Regions from separate parts of the Homo sapiens genome. Here region 1 is linked to region 2. A link is an interaction called in ENCODE POLR2A ChIA-PET data of the cell type or tissue named here. Cell type or tissue: K562. All regions are shown on one strand. Region 1 overlaps ANKRD11 (ankyrin repeat domain containing 11). Region 2 overlaps ZFPM1 (zinc finger protein, FOG family member 1).

What was found. Peaks named below come from ENCODE experiments on the same cell type or tissue, not always from the same donor. Only the 100,000 strongest peaks of a DNase experiment are listed, where the experiment ranks them.
Region 1: POLR2A ChIA-PET joins it to region 2 with 5 read pairs; 1 of 35 experiments calls an interaction of 5 or more read pairs at or near these places.

What each region holds. Positions count from the first base shown.
Region 1 is chr16:89,413,033-89,415,532 of GRCh38, forward strand. The region is part of intron 2 of ANKRD11 (ankyrin repeat domain containing 11); the gene reads right to left. All of the region lies in intron 1 of LOC128462377, which reads right to left. Among named protein-coding and RNA genes, the nearest start is that of ANKRD11, 76 kb to the right of the region's middle. In K562, no CTCF peak of the experiment used is centred here; a DNase peak (open chromatin) is centred at 1,349.
Region 2 is chr16:88,536,260-88,538,759 of GRCh38, forward strand. ZFPM1 (zinc finger protein, FOG family member 1) reads left to right here. Exons shown (of 10, transcript NM_153813.3): 10 at 1-772. Among named protein-coding and RNA genes, the nearest start is that of ZFPM1-AS1, 6.5 kb to the left of the region's middle. In K562, no CTCF peak of the experiment used is centred here; a DNase peak (open chromatin) is centred at 1,182; H3K27me3 peaks cover 669 bases.

The DNA of each region.
Region 1 (2,500 bases), 880 kb after region 2:
CTGGGACTCTCTGCCCATCAACCAGAGCCTGGAGGGGGAGGGAGTAGGAGGGGGCGCCGCTCAGCCACAAGTGCCCATTTTCACATGAACAGGTCTAACTTAAATGACACAGCATCTTCTATAAGTTACTGCAGTTTAAAGATGCCTAGCCACAGATAATTCCTCAGAACTCTAAAATAAAAACTGATTCTACTAAACAATGGAGTTATTTATCTTGGCATAATTACTACGCATATTTTTTTGATAATAATGGAAGTATGGTGTTACCTGTTTCTAAATCTTAACAAAAACTTATGTTGAAAATGGAAGTGGACTGGGCGCAGTGGCTCACGCCTGTAATCCCAGCACTTTGGGAGGCTGAGGTGGGCAGATCACGAGGTCAGGAGACCGACACCATCCTAGCTAACACGAGGAAACCCCGTCTCTACTAAAGATACAAAAAATTAGCCGGGCGTGGTGGCGGGCACCTATAGTCCCAGCTACTTGGGAGGCTGAGGCAGGAGAATGGCGTGAACCCGGGAGGCGGAGCTTGCAGTGAGCCGAGGTCGCACCACTGCACTCCAGCCTGGGCGACAGCCAGACTGTCTCAAAAAAAGAAAAAAATAAAGGAAATGGAAGTGAACTCACAGTGGCACCTACAAATCCCTTACAGACCTGCAAACCTAGTCCTGTGGCTGTCAGCAGCCGCCAGGAACCCCTGGAGCATTCTACGGCAGGACACAGAAACAGCCGACAAGCTCCCCAGGGGTGAGGGTGCCAGGGAGACTCTGCACTCCCACAACGCCCTAGGATGCAGAGGGGCCTGCCCAGAAAGAGCCTCTCTCTGCTTTCAAGGCCAGACTGGGGGGAGGCAGGAGGGTGGTACCAAAAACAGCAGCCCTTCCCCTCCCCACCTCCAACCTGGCCACCCAGACAGGGACCCCAGCACAGCAACAGCAAGCGGAGGGGGCTCGGCTCTGGCTGAGCTGACTTCCAGCCCAGCCACCACCACGGGCCTGCACACCCTCCGCCACGGGCCTGCACACCCTCCAGGATGCCACAGGCACAGCTGCTCGGACTGCGCACTCGGGGACACTGAGGCGCACGATCGCACCTGCCTTACAAGTTCAACATTTCAGCAAGACAGAACCTGATTACTTTTCCATCTTAAATGGAGATGTCAATTAAAAATGTAAAACATTAAGTCCAAGCCTCTTTTCATATGAACAACACTGCCTTTGTTATCATTAACAAACCACTTTCAAAACCCCCAATTTTTGGGAAAGGTAATTTGAAAGTCCCATTTCACAGCAAGCACAAATGGAACACCCACATGTTGCAAGGGTCAGCAGTCCGCTGTCACTCACGGCCACACTCACTGGGAACCGCGTGCTGGGGTCATCGGGGGTCACGCAGCCGCACCGCCTGAGAGGACTAACCCTTCTGTTTTGCCAAGAAAGATGTCAGCTTCAACTACTTTTATACTGGAGAAACAATTTACAAACTAAAATTGTTTTAAAGCCTCTATTTTCATGCAGTTTTGTTTCTGTAAAGTGTTATTTAATCTCCAAGGAAGTCTTTACAGTAGATACGACCGTGACCACTGTCCTGGGTAGGAGACTGAGGCTCGGAGAGTGGAAGGGAGGGGCCAGGGCCACAGAGCTAGCACCAGTCAGCCCATCACACAAGGCTGTCGGGGACCCTATGTCACTGCGGCCACACCTGGCCCAACCTCAGGGCAGGACCAGCCTAGAATCCATCCAAGCTGGGCACCTAAGTCACGCCCAGATGGGAGAGAAGAGCACAGCACCGTGTACTGAAGAAGCGACTGTGGATCTCATCTCAACGGCTCACATTCCACCCCAAGGAATCAAAGTGAAACACGGGAATGACACAAATACCAACATGAAAAATATCAGAGCACCTGTAACATTCTTATTCTTCTTTATTTGGGACAGGGTCTCACCCTGCGGCCCAGGCTGGAGTGCAGTGGTGTGATCATAGCTCACTGCAGCCTCAACCTCCTGGGCTCAAGTGATCCTTCCTCCCCGCTCAGCCTCCCCAAGTAGCTGAGACCACAGGCGCATGCATGCCACCATGCCTGGCTCATTTTTTTATTTTTTGTAGAGATGCGGTCTCGTCATGTTACTCAGGCTGGTCTCGCACTCCTGAGCTCAAGTGATCTACCCACCCCTTCCTCCCAAAGTGCTGGGATTACAGGTGGGAGCCACTGCACCTGGCCAGCTATTCTTTTTTTTTTTTTTTTTTTTTGAGATGGAGTCTCCCTCTGTCGCCCAGGCTGGAGCGCAGTGGTGCGATCTCGGTTTACTGCAAGCTCCGCCTCCCAGGTTCACGCCATTCTCCTGCCTCAGCCTCCCGAGTAGCTGGGACTACAGGCGCCTGCCACCATGCCCGGCTAATTTTTTGTATTTTTAGTAGAGACGGGGTTTCACCGTGTTAGCCAGGATGGTCTTGATCTCCTGACCTCATGATCCACCCGCCTCGGCCTCCCAAAGTGCTG
Region 2 (2,500 bases):
CTCCTGAGCTGAAACCATCTTCCTGCCTCAGCCTCCCAAGTAGCTGGGACTACAGGCTTGACCCACCACACCTGGCTAACTTTTAAAACATTTTTATAGAGACAGGGTCTTCCTGTGTTGCCCAAGATGGTCTCAAACTCCTGACCTCCAGTGCTCCTGCAGCCTCAGCCTCCCAGAACATTAGGATGACAGGCGCGAGCTACCATTCCCAGCCCATTTCCAACTCTACTTGAACTAGCTGCATTTTTTTCAGCTTTGCCCAGCAGCCCTGGTGAGTGCAGGCAAAGAAGGCAGCGGCCTCTTGCCTCAGAAGCCCGAGGCACTTCCCAGCCAGTCCAGGGCTCGCTCTCCTGCCCGCAGCTCGTGGGCCTGGGTCTGCAGCGCTTTCAGTGGTCTCTGATGTCTTTGTCCACCTGCCCACTAGGGTCTGGCCAGATGGGGCCCGTAGCCAAGGCCAATGGACAGACATGGCTTCCACCCCCTCCCAGGGACCTGAGCTCCAGGGAAGGCAAGCAGCCTTTTCCTCACAGACACCCCTTCTGTTGAAGACCAGGTGATAGCGGGGACGGGAGGCACGGACCCCTCAAGTCTGCTCATCATTTGCATTGTTGTGCATGAATTTGCGTGGAGGGTTCAGGAGGCTCTGCCCCCAAGTCCTCCCCAGGTGCGGGCGCAGGGTACAAGATGTTCTAAAAAATAGAAACCTGGTGGGGGGTTGTCACTGTGTGTACATTTAAAAGTAAACTGTTTAAAGGTGTCTAGAAACTACGAATACAGTCTCTGGTGAGTGACAGGTGCTCAAAGGGGGTAAAAAACACAACTCCAGTGTCCTCACCCCCTTTGAGCCCCACCCCAAACCTGACCAAGCGAGGCCCTGGAATGCAAGACGCAGAGGAGAATCTGGAAGACAGCCCAGCAGTGCCGCACAAACCCGCCATGCACCCAGACGTGCCTCAGTGTCCACACCTGTGCCGCAGGAGTGGGAGTTCGGGCCTGGCAACCCTTCCTGGGGGCTCATCTCAGAGGCAGCAAGGACCCTGTGACCGGGACCCAGACCTGAAGTCACCCCAGAGGGCCCCGCCACGGCCCGGACTCGAAGCTTAGGGCAGCACACTGAGCCTCACGAAGGGCCCTGCGCCTGTCCTGGCTTGCATAACCCCCTACTGTCCCCACCATGCAGGGCTGGGTACCGCTGCCATCGCCCGTCCCAGGTCATTGGCGTGTGGCCAGAGCCCGTCCCCATCGCACCCAGGACTCGCCTCGGGCACGCGTCTTCTGCACAGACCCTGGGGCCCCCACACCTGGCAGACGCCATCAGTCACCCCTACTCCCTCAAGCCATCACCCCAGTCTCCCCCCACCAGACCACCGCCTGGGCCTCCACCCTGTGCCTCCCCTGTAGCCGCTGACTCGGTGGTGGCCCAGGCCTTCTCCCGCCTCTCCCCAGGAAGCTGCCTGCCCTGCTCACAGACACCCCCTCGGCCCCCCAGCTGGTTCTCTGCTGAGCCAGGTTCAAGGCTCTGAGTCTGCCCTGGTCTCCCCTTGAAGTTCTCCCTCCACACTCCTGGGGTGGGCTCATGGTCTTCTCTCCACTAATTCTGTAGTCTAGCCACGCCTCCCCTGAGCCCCAGACCTGCAGACCTACAGCCCCTGTGTCCTTCCAGGCCCTTGATGTACCATGAGTGACTGTAACCCCACGCACCTGTAACTTCTGCCCACACCTGTGCAGGTGTTCCCCTCCCCCAAGCCCACCTGTCTCCCCACACCAGTGCAAGCACCCCCCTGGCTCACTGTCTCCTCCCCTCACCTGCACAGGCATCACCCCGAGCCCACCTGTCTCCCCACCAGCCCACCTGTCTCCTCCCCTCACCTGCATAGGCATCCTCAGTGGCCCCCTGCCCCTCAAGCTGGAGAGCATCAGCCTTGCCTATTCACCCTTCATTGTCAAAGCAATGCTTGATTTGTCCAAATCCCACCGCTTCCCAAACCCATCCACCATCGCCGACTCCCAGACCTGGGACTTCACCCTTGAGTCTCTCTGAACAGCCGCTTCCAAATCTCGAGGGTCCACTCCTCACACAGCTGCCACCGCTCCCCTCTCCCAGGCTCACCCTGCTCTGAGGCCCGTCCCCGCCCCCAGGTGCCTGTGCTTCGCGTAAAACCCCTTCTGTTACTGGCCCCATCCTTCAGAGGTCAGAAGTCCCCCTTCTCTGCCTCAGCACAGAGGAGAGGAGCCTCCCGTTGGCGGCCTGTCCCGACGGCAGCCCCTGGCCCTGCTAAGCCCACCACCCGCTGGGCTCCATGCTGCAGCTGGTTGCTCCAGGCAGTGCCTCCTGATGCCCTCTCTACTCCTCCGAGGCTGTCCTTGTCATCCAGCTCTCAGCTTAGGTGCCCCCTCAGACCTGTCCCTGGCTCACTTCCCGCGTAGGAACGGTCACTCTGCACCTCTGTCCCCAGCTCGCTCCCGTGTAGGAATGGTCACTCTGCACCTCTGTCCCCAG